2 separate regions of the Homo sapiens genome follow, and region 1 is linked to region 2. The links are chromatin loops, found by intact Hi-C in ENCODE. Cell type or tissue: chondrocyte. All regions are shown on one strand. Links, peaks and the distances in the headings refer to the core of each region. The heading gives the core; the rest is flanking DNA.

Evidence for each region. Peaks named below come from ENCODE experiments on the same cell type or tissue, not always from the same donor. Only the 100,000 strongest peaks of a DNase experiment are listed, where the experiment ranks them.
Region 1: a loop joins it to region 2, with 2.9 times the contacts of the local background. A loop is called at or near these places in 3 of 110 quality-filtered maps.

The regions. Positions count from the first base shown.
Region 1 is chr12:2,279,484-2,290,840 of GRCh38, forward strand. All of the region lies in intron 3 of CACNA1C (calcium voltage-gated channel subunit alpha1 C), which reads left to right. It overlaps CACNA1C-IT3 (CACNA1C intronic transcript 3), which reads left to right. Exons shown (of 3, transcript NR_046769.1): 2 at 8,536-8,721; 3 at 9,185-9,262. Among named protein-coding and RNA genes, the nearest start is that of CACNA1C-IT3, 15 kb to the left of the region's middle. In chondrocyte, for the core only: CTCF peaks have their summits at 5,487 (motif pointing left) and 5,691; a DNase peak (open chromatin) is centred at 5,525.
Region 2 is chr12:1,647,432-1,656,152 of GRCh38, forward strand. No RefSeq gene overlaps it. Among named protein-coding and RNA genes, the nearest start is that of MIR3649, 8.6 kb to the right of the region's middle. RefSeq lists an enhancer at 1-162. In chondrocyte, for the core only: CTCF peaks have their summits at 5,557 and 5,759; no DNase peak of the experiment used is centred there.

The DNA of each region.
Region 1 (11,357 bases), core at 3,376-8,375, 630 kb after region 2:
TTGAAAGCTCTGTTAATAGGTGCATGAACATTTAGGATTGTTATGCACCCTTGAAGACTTGACCTCTTTGCTGTTTTGAAAAGCCCTTTCTAATCCCTAGTGATAGCCTTTGCGCTGAAATTTATTTTGCCTGATATTAATATAGACAGTCCAGTGTCCTTTTGACTGTGTTAGTATCGTATAGTTGGTCCTTTGTATTCTCAGGTTCTGCACATGCAAATTGAAAATATTGGAAAATAAAAATAAAAAATATAACAAAAATAATGCAAATGAAAAATACAGTATCAACTATTTACATAGCATTTATATTGTATTGGTTTTTATAAGTAATCTAGAGATGATTTAAAGCATATGGAGGGATGTGGATAGGTTATATGCAAATATCATACCATTTTATATAAGGGACATGAGCATCTGAGGATTTGGGTATCTGTGGGGCAGGAGGAGGTGTGTCCTAGAATCAATCCCCTACAGTTACTGAGGGACAGCTGCATATCTTTTTCTGTTCCTTTACTCTTAACCTATTTGTGTCTTTATATTTACAGTGGATTTCTCATAAGCAGCAGATAGATGGGTCTTGCTCTTTTATTCAGCCTGACTTAATTGGCATATTCAACCAATTTGCTGTTGATGCCTTGCTGTGCTTCGGTTTAACCTCTTGATACTTTGCTGTGCTTCGGTTTAACCTCTTGATACTTTGCTGTGCTTCGGTTTAACCTCTTGAGACCTTGCTGTGCTTCGGTTTAACCTCTTGAGACCTTGCTGTGCTTCGGTTTAACCTCTTGATACCTTGCTGTGCTTCGGTTTAACCTCTTGATACCTTGCTGTGCTTCGGTTTGACCTCTTGATACCTTGCTGTGCTTCGGTTTGACCTCTTGATACCTTGCTGTGCTTCGGTTTGACCTCTTGATACCTTGCTGTGCTTCGGTTTGACCTCTTGATACCTTGCTGTGCTTCGGTTTAACCTCTTGATACCTTGCTGTGCTTCGGTTTAACCTCTTGATACCTTGCTGTGCTTCGGTTTAACCTCTTGATACTTTGCTGTGCTTCGGTTTAACCTCTTGAGACCTTGCTGTGCTTCGGTTTAACCTCTTGATACCTTGCTGTGCTTCGGTTTAACCTCTTGATACCTTGCTGTGCTTCGGTTTAACCTCTTGATACCTTGCTGTGCTTCGGTTTAACCTCTTGATACCTTGCTGTGCTTCGGTTTAACCTCTTGATACCTTGCTGTGCTTCGGTTTAACCTCTTGATACCTTGCTGTGCTTCGGTTTAACCTCTTGATACCTTGCTGTGCTTCGGTTTAACCTCTTGTTGTTTTCTGTTAGTCCCATGTAGCTTTGTTCCCTTTTCCCTCTTTTTCTGCCTCCTTTTGGATTAACTGAGTATTTTTAAGGATTCAGTTTCATCTCTTCTGTTGACTTATTAGCTAAAATCCATTGTTTTGTTATTTTAACAGTTGCTGTAGGGCTCATAGTATACATCCTTTTTTTATTATACTTTAAGTTTTAGGGTACATGTGCACAACGTGCAGGTTAGTTACATATGTATACATGTGCCATGTTGGTGTGCTGCACCCAGTAACTCGTCATTTAACATGAGGTATATCTCCAAATGCTCTCCCTCCCCCCGCCCCCACCCCACAACAGGCCTTAATCATCGCAGTTTGTCTTCAGTTGTTACTAAACCCCTTCACATATAGTACGGGAACTTCACAATAGCACACTTAGATCACTCCCTTCCTGGCCTTTATGCCGTTGCTGCCATACATGCTAATTGTGCATTTGTTCTAAACCTCACAATACATTGTTACTATTTTTGTTTAGGCAGTCAATGATCTTTTCAATGAAAATCATATATACTTAACCATGTCAGTACCATTTCTGGTACCCTTGATTCCTTTATGTAGATCCACACTTCTATCTCATATTATTTTCCTTCTGCCTAAAGGACTTCCTTTAACATGTCTTGCAGTGCAAGTCTGCTAGGATTAAAATCTTTTAGCTTTTCTATGTCTGAAGAGAAGTCTTTATTTTTCACTTTTATTTCCGAAGGATATTTTTACTTAGTATAGAATTCTCAGGTGATAGTTTTTCCTTCCATGACTGTAAAGCTATGATTCCACTGTCTTCTTGCTTGTGTTGTTTCTAATAAGAAACCTGCTGTCCCTCTTGTCTGTTCCACTGTACCTAAATGTGTCTTTATGCCCTGGCTACTTCTAACATTTTCTCTTGATCACTGCTTTGAGGAATTTGATTATGATGTGCCTTGGTATAATTCTTTTTTCATGTTTCTAGTGCTTGGCATTCCTTGAGCTTCTGGAACCTGTGGGTTTATATTTTTAAAATTAAAATTGATAAATTTCTGGCTATTATTTATAATTTTTTTTTTGCTTCTCCCCCCATTCCTGTGAGAACTCTAATTACACATGTATTAGGCTGCTTGACATTGTCGAACAGATCACTGGCACTTTCATTTTATTTAATTCTTTTTTTTCTATGTCCTTCATTTTGGATAGTTCCTATACTATGTGTTTATGAATCTTCTCTTTTTTTGCCATACATAATTTGCCTGCCTTCTTCCCTCCCTCATTCCTTATCTTCCTTCCTTTAGAAGAACCTAGGGGGATTTACCTAATTTTATAATGATTATTATTTCAGAACCAATCCAGAGCTTCTGTTCCCAAAGCCAAACTACCGATTGGAGATTCTGGAGGGAGGGAACACAGGGGGTGACATTCCTGGAATTTGGGGGACTTCGCAGGACTTGACATTTTAGAGGCTGGATTAGGGTACATCCAATTTCTCCTGCTTCCTCCCTCTTCTTCTTTCCTATCCCCAAAGTAAGGAGAGTCCTGTGAGCCCAAAGGCACTAGACAGCCCTAGCACACTCTTGGCAGACAGGGCTGAACGCCCGGATTTCCCTCTCAATAGGGAAGACTTAGGGAGCCTCTCACAGGAGTGAGACAGGAACAGCAGCTTTATGGAAACTGAGTTCCAAGTCAACACCCGGAAGAAAACTCAGGCTCCCCTGTAGGCCTGGAAAGCTTTGTCTGAGACAATGACCTTAGGAGGAGGTCACCAAAACCACTCCTTCCCTCACAGCTCATGGGATCAGAGTCAGCTGTGCCTGCTGAATGAGTGGTCAGGTACAGCGCACCCGCCTCCTGCCAGAGAAAAGGAGACCTGCAGTCTGGCTGCGGCAGGTCTCAGCAGAATCTTTAGCTTTCTTCAGGCTTGATCAGCCACCTCAAGACCTGTGCTCATTTAAAGAACAGAGAGTACATGTAAGTTAGGAATGTTCTCGACTTCAAGTAACAGGATACTTAAGGACTCTGAATTGGTTCAGCAGCTCAAGATGCCACTGAGAACCAAGGCTCTTTCTCTCTTTCCACTTCCTTATACTAAGTCTGTTGGCTTTTCATATTCAAGCTGATTTCCTTATGGTTGCAAGATGGTTGTCAATGGGGCTCCAGGCATCACACCCCCATTCAAGGCAGGTGGAACCAGGAAGGAGTGGAGCCAATAACACTCTGGCCCTTTTTTTTTTTTTTACATAAAACAGAGGCTTTCCCAGAAGTCCCTAGCATAGTACTTCTTGAATTTAATCTACACAAGGATCCCCTGGGAATCTTGTTAAAATATAGGTTTGGATGTAGTAGATCTTGGGTAGAGCCTGAAATTCCACATTTTGATCAAGCTGCCAGAGTGTGTCAGTGTGGCTGGAAACTGCATTTTGAGTAGCAAGGTGCAAGGCTACTTCTCCTTACTCTTAGTGACACAATCCAATTAACTAGCTACAACTGGCTGCAAGGGAGGCTGACAAAGTATCTTACCTTTTTCAGGGGAGACTTTGGGTAGCAAACCAATATCAGTCACAGAATTCTACTGAAAATGCAGGGTATGGAAGCATCTGAAGTCACAAGGTTGGGCTGGACAAATTAGAGCCTTCACCTCCATGAGGGAAGACCATGGACCCCTTACTCTATATCCACACTCAGCCTGCAGGGACAGGGCATTATTGCCACGAGCCAGTCTGTCCTGTATACTCACTGGATTAGGGATTCCACTTTCAGAATTTTATCACCTTAGCACCCAGCACAGTGCCCGGTACACAGCAGGTACCCAATACGTGTCTATTACACTGAAATGTTTATTGGCACATGGTCTAAAGACAGTGCCAGGGAATCCTGTGAAAATGCAGTGCTGATTCGGGAGATCCAGGATGGGGATCCAAGATGATGCATTTGGAACAAGCTCCCAGAGGATGCTGCCGTCTGGTCCGAATCCTGGGCCCCACTTTCAATAGAAAGGGCCTAGGACATGCAGAGTAAAGTCCTTCCTCCTGAGTTAGCAGCAGCTACTTGTGCTTCATTCATGCAGGCATGAAGCTGCTTGCAAGGATGTTAGCAGATATTAGATATGGCTGGTGGGGAGGAGTAAGGAGGGCCTTGGCTATGCCTTTTTCCAAGATCCGGGAGCTGGATGCTCAGAGATCTCATCCCTGGCTTCCTTGTCCACTGAAAACAAAACAGCAGTATACCCGGGTGAGGAGAGAGACCAGCCAAGCACGTCTTTCAACAACTCTTAACTTGCTTGGCTCCAGCCACGAAACAGGAACCCGCCATCCCCCTAGCTCGTCCCTGGCCCTCAGGAAGTGCTGAGGCTCTGCCGGGCTGCATGAGTGAGGGGCCGATGTCTTTCAGATGTTGGGGCTTCAGCGGGGGAGTGGGGTAAGCTGGGGAGAGGGAGCATTTTTTTGTGAATATTTTACCCACGGAAAAAGCTGAATTCTCTAGAACAGACCTCTAGATTTTTTTTTTTTTTTTTGGTAGTGGGAAGTGAGTTACTGGAATTTCTTCTGAATTCGAAGCCAAACAAAGTTTCTTGCGGTTTTAGTTACACAAGCGGCTGCTGCCAAGATGGAATGAATGAGAAGAGCCACTGAAAGGAAGAGACAGTGAGGGGCTGGGGGAGGAGGGTGCAGAACAGGACCCAGGCGCAGCACAGAACAGCCCTCCAGGCGGGCATACTGCCCGCTTCTATGCTGTCAACTCTTTAGGGAGAGAGCTCACTGTTCTGTCTGCCTCCCAGGATCAGAATTAAAAAGAAAAAAGGTCTGTGAAAGTGAGGCATACACTGGCAGACACGCACACATGTAAATGATTATCATTGCTTTGTAATTTACCATAATTCCGGCCTGTGCACTCTATGGGGTCCTGCTTTGTTCAGTTTCCTGACTGAGTGGCAGTTGGACGAGACACTTCTGCCCCTAAGCTGCAGGCAGGCGGCTCTCATTTCAGCCTTGTTCCAGTGTGAGTCTGCAGGGAAGGGATGCCCGCTGCTCCAAGGGGAAGCAAGGATAATTAACTTCTACCAGTGATCCCCAAACTTCATTTTCCTTAGAGCCTGAAGCCTCCTCCTTGTTACCTTCCTGGTAGCCACAGAATGGGCCAGGGCCATGTGTCTCCTTTCATTTCTCCAGCCTGCCCTCTGGTGGGCGATGCCCTTCAGTGAGCGGGGCCTGGGGTAGGGCCGTTCTGCAGATCCTGGGTTGGCTTCCAGTGGTGCCTGGCATCTCTCCTGCTCTCTGGGAGGAGGGACGGGCCGCTAAGTGCTGACGGCAGCCTGTCACTCACACCTTGCTCCCTCTGTAGAAACACTCTGTTTCTCTCCATTCCATCCCTGCGTGTTACCTAGCAGGAATTTCCTCTTCCTTGGGTCAAGCGGGTGGGAAGGGCTCATGATTGCTGACTGAACTCAACCCTTTACACTGGGCATTCAATGTCATCACATTGATAACTTGAAATGGGCAGTAGTGGGAACATTTACACCACAAAAACTGGCATATGCTACACCCAGAGCTTTCCTTCCCCCTCTCCTAAAAGCCAGTTGCTAAAACATTTAACAACATACCACTGGCTGGAACCACTTGTGAAGGTGACGTAGGGCTGCAGGGAGAGCCCAGGTAGTGGAGGAAATGGCAGCCTTCCTTCCTTGCCCATAGCCTGTGCCGGCTACAACTCAGGAGCTTTTGGAACTTAGGAGCTCTGTTCTTAAACTCTCCTTAAACACCTCCTCATCCCAGACGGGTTGACTTTCAATGAGAGGACTCTGCTGTGCCGCAGAGCTGGAATCACTCAAAGCAGAGTGATGGACGAGACTTACTTTCGACGTTCCTAGGCTCCCTTCCACCGTTCCCTGGTCTCCAAACCCCATGTTCTTATCTGACGGTATTTCTACTCTTTTTCTCAACCTGTTGCTAACGTGCTCATTCGAGAGAGGCTGGTGCGCACCTACCCAGCGGCTTTTTGGGCGGCAGTGGAAGGGAGTGTTTTATTAGGAATTTACGTTATATGTGCAAGGAATACCACATGGATGGTAAAGTTCAGCCGTTTTCCACTGAAGATAGGGATTCTTCAAACTGCACAGCTTTTCAGGCCATTTCGTTTAGGCGAGCCCTCATGTTATAGTCAGGGAGTTTGAGGCCCAGGGACATTTCCCAGGGGATGAACTCTAACTAAAAATGAAGGTCTCCTAGTCCTGTCGCCTGTTTTCTTCACTCAGCTGTTTAAAGGGATGTTGCCTCGTGTGAATTATGGATGACTGCCAGAGTTATTAGAATGAACAGAGTTACCAAGAGCTAAATACTCGTCATTTATACCTGGCCGGTTCTGTTTTCAGTTGTCCTTTTTCTTTGCAAAGAGCTTTGAAACAAGACTGGCCTGCTTGACCTTCCATTTAGAGTTAATGTCAAAGCTTGCTGAGGCCTGGGAAACAGGTTTGGTTGTTTGCATTAAAAGGGAGTAGGAAGCAAGAACCTTAATTATCCTAGGCTCTGGCCTATTTAATAAGGAATTTGAGAAGATGTCTTAGTGGCTAGTATTCCTAGAACATAATACTTGAAAGTGGAGCGAGCGGGTGAAAATATGCCTTAGGCAGGAAGCCAGATAGGAAGGGCCAGTGTCTACAGGCTCTGCACAGTAAGGACCCTGTGGGAAGATGTCACAGGTAACAGGGCCTGATGGCCCAGCACCCAGCTGCTTTGCAGTAGTTCTGGCTTCGGGGCTTCTCTGGGTGGCTGAAGAACAGGTCTGTGAGGTTCATTCGGGGGCTCTTGTTGATCAAGTGTGGATGGTGTGCCGGACACAGGGCTGGGGCTGCAGAGTGGAGGAGGCGCAGTCCCTCCCCCGAGAGCACTGTGGCCAGTGGAAGGAGACAAACAAGAAACAATGACAGGACCCAGGCTCAGGCTGTCATGAGCAGCCCTCCTCTGGAGAGTGGGAAATGTGCGTTGGGAACTCATGCTTACAACTTTTATGTTTTTTCTTACTGAGCAATGCTCATAACAGGAGAAAGGATTTCTTCACTGTCCCAAAAGAATGTGCCTCAGGACTGAAATTGGTAGTGGCCCTCCCTTACTCATGTGCCCCAAGCACATTGGAACGCCAGAGGAATTTTAAGCAGATTTTTATTCTTGTTTTCTGGAGGCAAAATCTAAAGTGAAGGGTGTGTGTGGAGAGGTCATGCAAGAAATTTGGAAGCTGTGTGCCTTGTCTGGCTGACTGTCCCAATTACCCCGGGCCCAGAGGTGGGAGGTCCCACAGGGGCCTGCCCCCAGTTGACAGAGGGCTCTTTACCGTTAGGACCCCTTCTGGGTTTCTCAAATTATGGCTTTTCCTCCTTCATGGTCTCCTGGTACTTTTAACCCCTTCTCTCCATTTTTCCCAAGGAATATTCTAGAGGAAGGGTTTCTGGGAATGACCTTCCCAAGGGGAGGGATCGGGCAAGTATTGAGTCATTCCTGCTCGTCTGGATTGTGATTGCGACCCGTGCCTCATGGAGTGTCGCTGGATACGCGATCAGTGTCCCTTGAGGCAGTGCTGCACATGGTGCAGTTCCAGAGAAATGAGGGAATGAGAATGAACGTGGCTGCTCGTGTGTTCCGTGGCTGTTTAGGAAGGTTGGGTCAGTGGAGATCAGGGCCCGAAGAGCAGTTTCAGCCTGCGTGGTCTTGATGTGGTCTTGGCTGATGAGAAGCTCCCTCCAATTCTGTGATTCTGGGTAAAGCAGACCATGTGCCATCGGGAGTGCTCCTGTGATTCTTTAAGTTAGTAATTCTCATCCCTGGCCACACATAAGAATCATCTGGGATCATTTAACAAAAAACAATGCCAGGATCCTACAGTCTACTCCACGCCCTTCATTTTCAAACTTGAGTGGGCACCAGAATCACCTGGAGGATTTGTGTAAACACAGATTCCTGGGCTCCAGCTTCCGAGTTTCAGTGGCTCCAGGATGGAGCTTGAGAATTTGCATTTCTAACAAGCTCCCAGGTGACTCGCTGCTGCTGGCCTGGGACCACACTTTGGAAATCACGATTATGAACAGGAATCAGAATTTCTGAAGATGTGGCCTGGGCATCTGAATTTTTTCACATTCTCCAGGTGATTTTAACATATAGCTCTGGCTGAAAACGATTTCTGATCATTGATTTTTTTTTTTTTTTGCATCATCCAATAACTATTCATTGGTCAGACTGTGTGCTAGGCACTGAGTTAGAGTTGAAGACCCTCAAGAATTCCACTGACAACTGAATCATCAAAGGGAACCGAGCCCTGCCCAAGGACATACAGTTGTTTTCCTCTTCCTTGTCCTTTGGAGAAGCACAGCTGAAGCTTCCTGCCCACACCCCAGCCCCTCCTCCTTGAGCATGAATGTGCAGTAAGTATGAGAGCCTGTCATTTACCCTCCCTGGCCTCCCTCTCCAGCCAGCTTCTCTCTGAGGAGTGAGGATTTCTTGCTAAGTACATGATGATGGCCTGTTTACTTTGCTCTGGAGTTTGAGGCTCTTGCGCAGATTCTGCCTTCCTGGACAGTTCAGGAACCAATCAACCAGCTGGCCTTGGCAACCTAGAAAGCATGGTCAGTTGCCCTGAAATAGGTTGATTGCACCCCAGAAGTGCTTTTCCGCCTCTCCCCATCAAAGGTGTTTGCAACCCCATTTTCCCTCTGAGTCAGCTTGTCCATTAATGGGTTTGTGTTCCTTGATGGGGTCTGTTTTTCCAGGGTCTTGAGGAGTGGCCCTTTCCACCCAGTTTGGCTGCGGGGCTGAGAAGGTGCCCTTGCATTTTGTATTGTGTGTCCGTGGTGGGTCTGTGCCTCCCTTCTGTCTGTTTTCCCTCAGGACCACCCACCGCCCCATGCTTGTATCTACAACAGCTATGAGGAAGAACATACAGATTAATCACCCTGCTGCGGGATGCCAGCTACCCAGTGGCTCTGGCAGCCCCAGTCAATGGATCCTGCAGTGTAGCCTTCATCAGTAGAGCTGCCACTGCCAGCACCCAAAAGGTAGCACTAATATGCATGTGTGACCTGAAAATTACAATGTAAATGGTGGGGCAACACATGTATAGGAAGGTAAATTTTAATTAAAAGTCTGTTCTCCAACTCAGCCTGCCTTTAAAGATACAGAAATGCCAAGCTGTCAGGCTGCCGGTCGGGTTAAGAGGGTTCTCTCGTGCACTGTGGACCAAGCTGGGAGAACTAGGGCTTCATTGAAATCGGATGCCTTTGACTAATTATGCACCAAATGCATCCCATATGGGGAAGATATGCCCTCAGGTGGTTAGCAGAGCCAGCAGGAGCCAAGCTTCCTGAAAAATGCTGGGTCTTCTCTCCTGCAGTGTCAGGGGGTGCAGACAGTACAGAGGGAGGGTATGAGAGTCGAGGCACATGCCAAAAAGGAGCAGGTGGGAAAAAAGAGCCCATGGCCCAGCAGCAAATTGTGTGTCTTTGAGTGGATGTGGCTTTTGAGGCACTATGCCCAATAGTCATCCTGAATTTCCTTCACTGCCTGGGGAGGGGGTGGATGGAGGAGGGAAACTAGCCACCTCCAGAGGCAACCCTGCTGGACAAAACTCACTTTTAGAACCATCAGAAGCCCATTTTCCTGTGGAAATCTACGGGGAAGAGATAGAGAAGAGCTGCAGAGTCTATTAAATGTGTGCTTGCTGCCTGGTCTCCGGTATAGTCAGGAAATCAGATTTGTACAGTGGAAATTCATTCATGCCACAAATATTTATTGAGTGCCTACACTGTGCTGGTGGTACTAGGGACTGGGGATACAGCGGTGGGTGAGATAAAGGCACGACGCCCTCACCGAGACTTGTGTGCCACTGGAGAACATGGATTAAACCAGGCGTTACGTGATCAGTGTATCAGTGCCATATGGGCAATGATCCAAGCTGCCGATGGGTACACACCGGGGACACCTAGTTCTTAAGTGACTTTTTAGGATCCCAAGTGGTCAGAACAGCTTCCCTATTTTGCCATTTACATGTTCACATTCACTTAGCTCAAGTTACCCTTCTGATAAGAGGAAATTCGCGTCAAGTCACATAGAATCACTGAATATTTGCACTTGGAGGATCACCTGGCCTAATTCTTCTGCTTTACACATGCAGATGCTGAAGGAGAGAAGTTAAAGAACCTGTCCAAAATCGCACAGCTAGTTAGTAATAAAGCTTGGGTGGAATTCTGCTTTTCTGACTCCCAGATTAGTATTTCTTTGACTTTACCTCCCCTTTGGAAAAATGAAGCGATTCAGGGGAAGTTCCTGGGCATTTATGGCCAAACTGCCCTCGCTCTGAAGATTCAATGTTTTAATTGGCCCGGCAGAGCTGGAGTCCACAGGTGGTAAGCATGGACAGGTGGAGAGCCAGCATCAGAGAGAGCCTCCTGGCCAGCGCCTGCCTTGCTTCACAGATGTCAAGGCAATTGGGGATTGGGGGCAGGGTATGATAAAGGGCATCAGGAAAGTGGCAGTGCTGGGGCACTGTCCTCTGGGCCTCCCTGGGCTCAGCTGGGCAGGGGCGTGTTTTCAGAGACAATGGTGTTGACTCCCTCTGGGCAGCCCTGCAGGGTGGCAGTCCCACAACAGAAATCTTGGAGCAGATATGTTGGAGGATATGTATAAGAATGAGGGATTAGTGCTGGTTGGGGGCAGAAAAAATGCCCTCTTGGGGAGAAAGAAATGATCTGTGACAAAGGACTTCCTTTCCTAACCAGGCAGACTCTGGAAGATGACCACGAGGCTGGGTGGGAAGGTGGCAGTGGAAACGTGATTAATTGTACTGTCCATGGACAGTGAGCCGAGGAGCTTGTACCTGGCTTTATTAGAGACATACACTCGGGGCTGCTCTACCCAGAATCCCTCCTGCTGCCTCCAGGGCTGCTCCACTCTGTGTCTTAGAGATGAGAAAAGGAGTCAAGGACTCCTACCAGCGTGGAATGGTAACCTCTGGAGGGGAGGTAGGTCTCCCAGGGATCTGAGACGTGTTCCAGGAATGGAATTC
Region 2 (8,721 bases), core at 3,064-8,063:
AGTTAAACACTCAGGAAGTGGTAGCCATTAATATTACTGCTATACACAAGGGAGTTCAGAAATTTAAATTGAAACCTCACATTTACCTGCCTCTTTCCCTTCCCCTATTTGATAGCCTACCAAGCGAACCCTGGCTTGTTCCCTGGGTCCCTGTTAAAGCACGGGTAATGGGGATGCCCTTTGCCGTCTCCTCTGTGTTGCTGTCTGCAATTTTGGACTCCAGTATCTGGGGCCAGGAGGGTAAGGCTGAGCTTGAGGATCCAGGAAGGGAGATGTTATTATCCTAAAAAGGGAGGAAGGAGTGATTGAGGGAGACATGGAGCCAGGCTGCTGTAGAGTGACCAGCCTGCAGGTGAGCCGGTAACTACAGAAAGACATCAGTTTTATTCTAGAAAACTTTATTTCTGGAGAAATAATTAATGTGTTAATTTGGGTTATAATGAGCAAATGATATTGCAAAACTGCTTAAAAGAGATTCTGCCTGAGGGCATTTATGCCATGCATACTACCTGTCTCTTTAGTACCTGAGGGAGAATGTTCTGACCCAACCAAGAACCTCAGACCTAGAGTTATTTCACCTGTAGCTAACTCACACTGTTACCCAGATTCCTTTGGTTGATACTTTCAAGGTGACATTTCATTTTCATGAAAGAAAATGATTGAAGTTATGGCCGGGCAGGGTGGCTCATGCCTGTAATCCCAGCACTTTGGGAGGCTGAGGTGGGTGGATCGCTGGAGGTCAGGAGTTCAAGACCAGCCTTGCCTACATGGCGAAACCCCATCTCTACTAAAAATACAAAAATTAGCTAGGCATGGTGGTGCATACTTGTAATCCCAGCTACTTGGGGGCTGAGGCAGGAGAATTGTTTGAACCTGAGAGACAGAAGTTGCAGTGAGCCAAGATCATGCCACTGCACTCCAGCCTGGGCAACATAGTGAGACCCTGTCTCGAAAGAAAAAAAAATGATTGAAGTGAATTGGTCTACAAAAGATGAAAACCATGTCCTCGTCTTCATTCATTGACATTTAACCATCTTAACCACCTTTAACCATAACTATCCAGATGCACAGATCAACCATGATAATAGGGTTTTGAAACACTGGCTAACATCACTGTTCTTCCCCACATCAGTTCTAGAGGTTTGGGGAATTACTTTGTATCAGGTGCTCAAACTGTTTAAGAGCTGAAATCTAACCTGTTCTTAGAAGCCCCCAGAAATGAGCTGAGAATGATTGTCCACAATCCCCAGAAGTCACTTCCGTGTTCATGGAGGGAGATGGATAATCCTTATCAGAGTAAGGTTTTCCTGCAGAGTCATGGCAAGTGGTAGAGTGAATCAGTTTTCTTTCTGATGTGGGAGCAAGTTGTGTTCAAACACCAGCGTGGTTGTTGCATCCACTGACCTATTTTTCTAAGTAGGTTGGCATACGGGTATAGTTACTTGTTACTTGCTTGTTGAATCCTGGTGGATTGGAATCCTGTCTGTGAAGTGACCAGTAACGCTGTAGGAATGTGGCTGGAGAATGTGGAAACCAACCTGAGAAAAGCAAGTGAGCTTCTGCTCAGAATCACAGAATGTTGGAGCAGGAAGGGAACATGGCAATCACAGCTTAAGCTTCTGGGGCTCCAGATAAGAACCTCCAGATCCTGAGCAGGTCCCACACCTTAGTGTGCTTGTAAAAATGCAGAGTGCTGGGTCCCCAGCACCAGGAATTCATATTCAGCTGGTCTGGGGCAGAGCCTGGGACCTGAAGGGATCCGATGCTGTTAGCTCAAAGACCACACTGGACTTGCGGTTACGGAGAGCTAAGACCTGCCGGGAGGCAGGAAGCCTGGTCCTGATTCCCAGCCCAGTGCTCTCTGCAGCCCCTGGCAGGGTTCCCTAGTACCTGAAATGTGTTATAATCAACATGTAGTCTCACCAGATCATTACATTGGTGTAATGCCTCGACCAAGCAGTCCCAGCCATCCCAGGGAACCTTGCTGATGCGTTGGAAAGAGCTTTCTGGTACAGGGCAGAACTGATTTGCCCTGGGATGTTCCCTCCCTCCTCTGCCTACGATGGGTAGAGACCTACTGATCTATTTCCTGAATGTCTATCATAAGGCGATATGTTCTTAGCTATTTGTCTTTGCCTTATCTTCAAAAATTAAGAGAAAGGTATGCCTGACTGCCTCCATTTAATAAGAAGACAGATGGACAGCTAGAGGATGGGAGGATAGGAAGGCAGTCACAGGTATGGTTGAGGTTAGGGCAGGCTTCCATTCATCCAAGCATCATGGACAAATTCTCCAGAACTTGGATTCAAAGTCCTTACTTGGAGAGCCCATTTTGTTCTCTTCCACTCTCCATCCTTTGAGGTGAGAAACAAAACTTGCTCTTTGTATTGAAACCTCAAATTGGCTATTGCCTTGGAAATTCTGCCCTGCTTCCTCTCTTTAATCATTAGTATCGTATTTAAGCTCCGTCATCCCCTGCAGTTTTAGGAACTAGCAAGATGTCCTCCATGAGATAGAGATCTTACAGATGCAGTAGCTTATCAGACAAGCCTATTCCTTGGCAGAGAGCCACACCACCCCGAGAGTGTGGAAAATAGTGTTTCCATCTGAAACACTCTGCTCCATTGCCAGACACCACTGACACTGGGCAGGTGGATTTTGGGAGAACCTCTGTGTGTGTGTGTGTGTGTGTGTGTGTGTGTGTGTGTGTGTCTCTCTATGTGTGTGTCTGGAAATGAGTATTTTTCATTAATTTGGGGGTGGAGGTGGAGAGGCACCAGAGGCATGGAGTATGTAAAAAATTAAAAACAACTCAACACTTCTGGCTGAGACGTTGCAGAGCCTGGGTTGTCTATCTTTATTGGAAATGTTTGTCCTCTGCCTGGCTGGTGATGACAGGCTTCATATCTCTAGAAGGAATGTTGGGGAGCTGAGAAGGGCTGTGAGCCATGGTTGCTAAGTGTTACTGTTAGTTCTTTATTATGTAAGAATCTCTGCATTGTGTTTATACTAAAACAGTAAGTAAAGGGTGGGTGCTTTAATTCTGGTTTTACATAAGAAGTATGGGAGCTTGCCCATTTTTCTCTGAAGTAAGAAGATTTGGGCCCAGCAGTGAGGATCAGACGTCAGGCAGTGTGGAAGACTGAAGCCATCCACAGTTAATTTTCTAGCTTGTTGCAGAGTTTGGGCATTCCTCACGTAGATTCTCCAGTCCTTGCTTCCTCCCTCTTGCTGCAGGCCTTTTGGTCTTCATGCTGCTCATTTGCAGCCCTACCAGAAGCAGCAGTAGAAGACAGAGCTGAATCAGTTAATTTAGGCCTTCTAAGTCGTTGTGATAAACAACTGGGTGGGAGGAGGGATGGTTCCAATGAGATTTTAAGAATTACAGATGTATGTGTATTATCTGCTGCTCCACAGGAGAACTGAAAATAGACTGAAAGCTGCTCACAGCCAAAGCCAGAAGGAAACTGCAGTATTGACAGAGAGAGAGAAAGAGAGAGAAAGAAACAGACTCAAATCACTCGGGGCAAGAGAGGGTTTGCTGGTGTGGAAACCGGGTGGTGGGGAGGCTTTCAGCAGAATATCAGGAGGGGACTTCAGCAGGGACCCAAGGAAAGACGTGAAAGAACAGACACTATAGAAAAGGTGAACCCTTTTGATCCAATCTCACTGTAAAGCCAAAAGGAGTGAGTACTGTTTGAAGTGACCCTGGCCTCATTCCATATTGGTGCTCTGCCTGTTGGGTCAGCCAGCTCTTCGGCTGGTCCCTGATTTGGAAGTTACGTCTTTCGTATATTTATTTCCAGAGACTTCTTAGCAGCAGTTACGTTTCATAAGGGAAGTTTTGATACCTCTTTTGTTCCCTGCTATGTCTGCCATCACCCACAACAGTGCCTAGCACAAAGAAAGCACTCAATAGATATTTGCTGAGTGAATGAATGAATGATGTTTCTTCATGAACAGACAAGGAAACTGAGGCATAATGTGATTAACTGCGTGGTCCATCATATCATTTGTTCTATCAAAATTGCAAGTAATAGAAACCAATTTGAGTCAGATTATGAAGAAGGAGTATGACATGAGGGTCCCAAGAGTCTCAAAGACGCCAGGGTCTTCAGGAGCTGACCTGGACACCTCTGGATCCCTCTCCCTTCCTCCTCTCTCCTCTGAGGTCTCTCTCTCTCTCTCTCTCTCTCTCTCTCTCTCTCTCACAGTTCCAGCCCCAGGAAGGGACTCTGAATCTCTCCTGGTCCTTGTCCCAGATTCCCAGGAGGGGCTTCTGGTCAGGGCTCTGTCCACCATTGCATGACTTTGCAGCAGTTCAAGTCAATGAGTGGAGGGGCTGAAGAACTCATCAAGGTGAGAGGAACTGCTCACGTTCTCATAAATTTCTCGGCGGATGGTTAGATCCAGAGAACACATAATCCAGTTGGTGTGAATGAGACCCCTAAGTATTTACTCTGGAAATTCTCATGATAGCTTTACTGAGGAGTCTTTTATCTGTGAAAATGCATAATTATGGAACAAGTCCTGAGGATTGTCTAAAATAAGGAAAAACCTGAGCCCACTAGTGTGAAGAGGAAGGCTTCTGTTCTCTGAATAACCCAGGATAGGACACACACCCATTCATCTACCTTGCAGGGTTCAGGCAGCCAAGTTGCTAAGAAGCAGAGAATAGACTAGAGTCAGTGACAGCCCCTGGCTGGTATTCTGCCCTGCAGGTGCATTCATTTTTCAATACTGAGCTGTATTTGAAGGCCAGTCATCCCTGTGGATGATTTAAAGGTATCTTCCCTCTGACAGGACCACTCTACAGTATCAATTGCTTCCTTCATACATTTTCCTCATTCTTCAAGGTCTGAGCATGCCAAAAAGTAAGACCTGAGAGGGGTAAGGGTTGCCAGGATGTTTCTGCAAATCTTCCACGGCTCTTGGGGGCACCCAGCAGGCATTTGAAAACTGACTTACAGCCGGGTGTGGTGGCTCACGCCTGTAACCCCAGCACTTTGGGAGGCCAAGGCAGGCGGATCACCTGAGGTCAGGAGTTCGAGACCAGCCTGGCCAACATGGTGAAACCCCGTCTCTACTAAAAAATACAAAAATTAGCCGGGCGTGGTGGTGGGTGCCTGTAATCCCAGCTACTTGGGAGGTTGAGGCAAGGAGAATCGCTTGAACCCGGGAGGCGGAGGTGGCAGTGAGCTGAGATGGCACCATTGCACCTCCAGCAGCCTGGGCAAATACAGCGAAACTCTGTCTCAAAAAGAAGAAAGAAAGAAAGAAAGAAAACTGACTTACGCCCTGTGGCTGGCCTTCTTTTGTCCTTTTTGTTTTGACAGCAAAAGCCATATAGACCTTGAATGCTATGACAGGCAGGACACGTCTGTGAAATAGGAAATAATTACACTCACGCTTTTTAGGTGCTATGTTTCCTTCCTCATTTTATTTTCTAACATGCAAGTAAACTTTTTAATGGACCTAACGTCTCATCTGACAGATATCACGGCCTTAGGTCGGAGCAAATGATCAGCCTGGAACCCACTCCAGACTGGTCTGCAGTTCTGCATGTGACCACACAGTGTCGCTATCTTCTCAGTTCTAGCCGAATAGCTCTGGCCCGCACCTTGGTTCAAAAAAACATTTTTTTTTTTTTTTTTTTGGCTGGGCGCGGTGGCTCACACCTGTAATCCCAGCACTTTGGGAGGCCGAAGCGGGGGGGGGGGGGGATCACTTGAGGTCAGGAGTTCGAGACCAGCCTGGCCAACAAGGTGAAACCCTATCTCTATTAAAAATACAAAAAAATTAGGCAGGTGTGGTAGCCTGCACCCCCGTAATCCCAGCTACTGAGTAGGCTGAGGCAGGAGAATCGCTTGAACTGGGAGGGAGAGGTTGTGGTAAGTGGAGACCATGCCACTGCACTCCAGCCTGGGCGACAGAGCAAGGCTCTGTCTCAAAAAAAAATTGTAAATTTAAAAAAAAGTTGGGTGGTGTGTCCTTGCGGATTGATGGCAGAAAACAGAATCTGGAGAGCAGCAAAGCTGAGTTCTAGATTTTTCATTTGGATAAATGTGGGAAGAATTAGGTCAGTCTTATTTTACTTAGTTTTAAAAGAATGAGTGAGGAGGGCAATGCAGTTAGGAAAGAAAACATGAAAGGAATGCCTTGTCCTGCTCGGCTGGACCCTCAAGACACCCACAGTACTTTTCATGCTTGAAGATTATGATGAAGGAGGTGAGTAATAATTATAGCTACCATTTATTGAGTACTACTGTGTACCAGCTGCTTTACATACATTACATGTAATCCTCTCAGGGCCTCTGCAGTGTAGCCAATATTATCCACGTGTTTCAGATGGGAAAGCTAACACTCAGAGTGGTGAAGCGGCATCCCTCACCTCACACAGCTAGTAATTCATGCTGACTCCAGACCTCTTTCAGGTGGATTTCTGGGTAAGGAATCTGGTCAGCTGAAATAACAGGTGCCCATTTCCTTCTAAGTCTCAGGGAGTGTACAATAATCTTCCTCGTCTTGCCACCATGAATGTTGAATGAGAAGAGTGACTAGAGAGATTTCATTTGGTAGGGGCATATGGCAGGGGGAACTTGGGGATCCCAAATCTAAAGTAAACAGGCAAGGTGCGGTGGCTCATGCCTGCAATCCCAAGATTTTGGGGGTGCTGAGGCAGGGGGATCACTTGAGACCAGGAGTTTGAACCAGCCTGAGCAACACAGTGAGACCCTGTTTCCACAAAAAAAAAAAAAAAAAAAAAAAAAAGGCTGAATGCAGTGGCTTATGCCTGTAATCCCAGCCCTTTGGGAGGCTGAAGTAGACGGATTGCATGAGTCTAGGAGTTCGAGACCAGCCTGGGCAACATAGTGAGACCCTGTCTCTATTAAAAAAACACAAAAAATTAGCTGGGCATGGTGGTGCCTGCCTGTAGTCCCAGCTACTCAGGAGGCAAAAGTGGGAGGATCACCTGAGCACAAGAGTTCGAGGCTGCAGTGAGCCATGATCACGCCACTGCATTCCTTCCAGCCTGGGTAACAGTGAGACCCTGTATAAAAAAAAAACCAGGCATGGTGGCACATACCTGTAGTCCCAGCTACTGGCCGGGGGTGAGGTGGGAGGATTGCTTGAGCCTAGGAGTTCAAGGCTATAGTGAACCATCATCGTGCCACTGCACTCCAGCCTGGGGTTACAGTGAGACCCTGTCTCAAAAAAAAAAAAAAAAAAAAAAGGAAACAGATAATGCATACAGGGCTAAACAGCATAGAAAATGCTACAAAAGTTGAAGATAGTATATTGATGTACATATTGAAGCAAAGAGAAAACTGGGGCCTTGGACGATGGAACTAGATGAGTAAGTCACATTCGGTAGGGAATTTAGAGCTGGTGCCTGGGGGCTTCATTTTACAAGACAGCCATGGGTATTCTCTACCACATGCTTCCCTCGAATTTACTCAGAGGGAAGCCCTCTCTCCACTGGCTTTCCCAGGCGTTAGGAGTCAATGGTTTTGAATAAGAGTGAAGATTAAAATTCAGCAGAGCTCCAAGCATGTCTGATCTTGAGCGGACAGGACCATGGACTAAGCTTCTGAACTCCCTTTTCCAATCTGCTCTTCCGGCCTCTTGATCTCTGTGCCAGGACTCAACTCCATCACAAATGCATAATTCCTATCACAAGGAGACAACCGTAAATATATTTGAATTAAGTGACATGTTTTCAGCTTCTCAAAGGCCCCATCCCTAAACTCAGTGTGGCCCTGGCCCTGTGACATGCTGGCGATGCAGTCCCACCAGGCACAGCACTGAAACTGCATGTCGTGCTGGAACAGGGGACTCTACCAGAGGCTCTGCTGGGACAGAAGGTAGGAAGCAGAAGCAGGTATTGGGATTCCATAGGAGAATGCAGTGCTCGCTTCCTGGTGTACCCACCGAGGAGGCAAGGGAAGGAGCAGTGACTCCTGTCTTTCTGTGACTCAGCTCCCGCCTGGGGCTTCTGGGTTCAGAGCAGGGGAGTGGAGGGATGTGGGTCTTAGATGAGAGAGGTGGAATGAGCAGCTCTTGGGACTCCTCATGGCCCCACAGTCTCTACCTGCTCAGAGAAAAATGAGCCCAGGTGATGGGAGGAGGTGTTCATATGTTATGGGAGAGGGAGGGTGACTGGGTGTGGCGCAGAGCTTGGGCTGCACCTGGCTACCTCGGTCTGAGGAGTCTCAAGTGCTACCTAATGTGTGGCAGTGGGGACAGAGGTGGGTTTTTTCCCCTTTTGTGGTGCTGGTAAGGAGGGAGCTCATGCATTCTAGGCACTGGTTCCATCCCTTCATCTGGCTAAATCAAATCATCTGGGGAGATTTAAAAATTCAGAGTCTGCCAGCCACCGTGACTCACGCCTAGAATTCTAGCACTTTGGGAGGCTGAGGCAGGAGAATCATTTGAGTTCAGGGGTTTGAGGCCAGCCTGGGCAACATAGTAAGACCTTGTCTCTATTGAAAAAACATCAGATTCCTAGGGCCCAGGCCTTGAGATTCTGATTGAGTCAATTTGGGGTGGGGTCTGGGATTGACTCTGTGTTTTAAAAAGATGCCTTGGGTGATTCTGCTTAGCAGCTATAATAGGGGATTGTTGATATGTGATTACATTTGACTACACCAAGCCTTCCATGCAGTGGCATGGCCATTTGCAGACAGAGCTGGGTTTAGAGGAAATGTAGCCAGGGCCTCA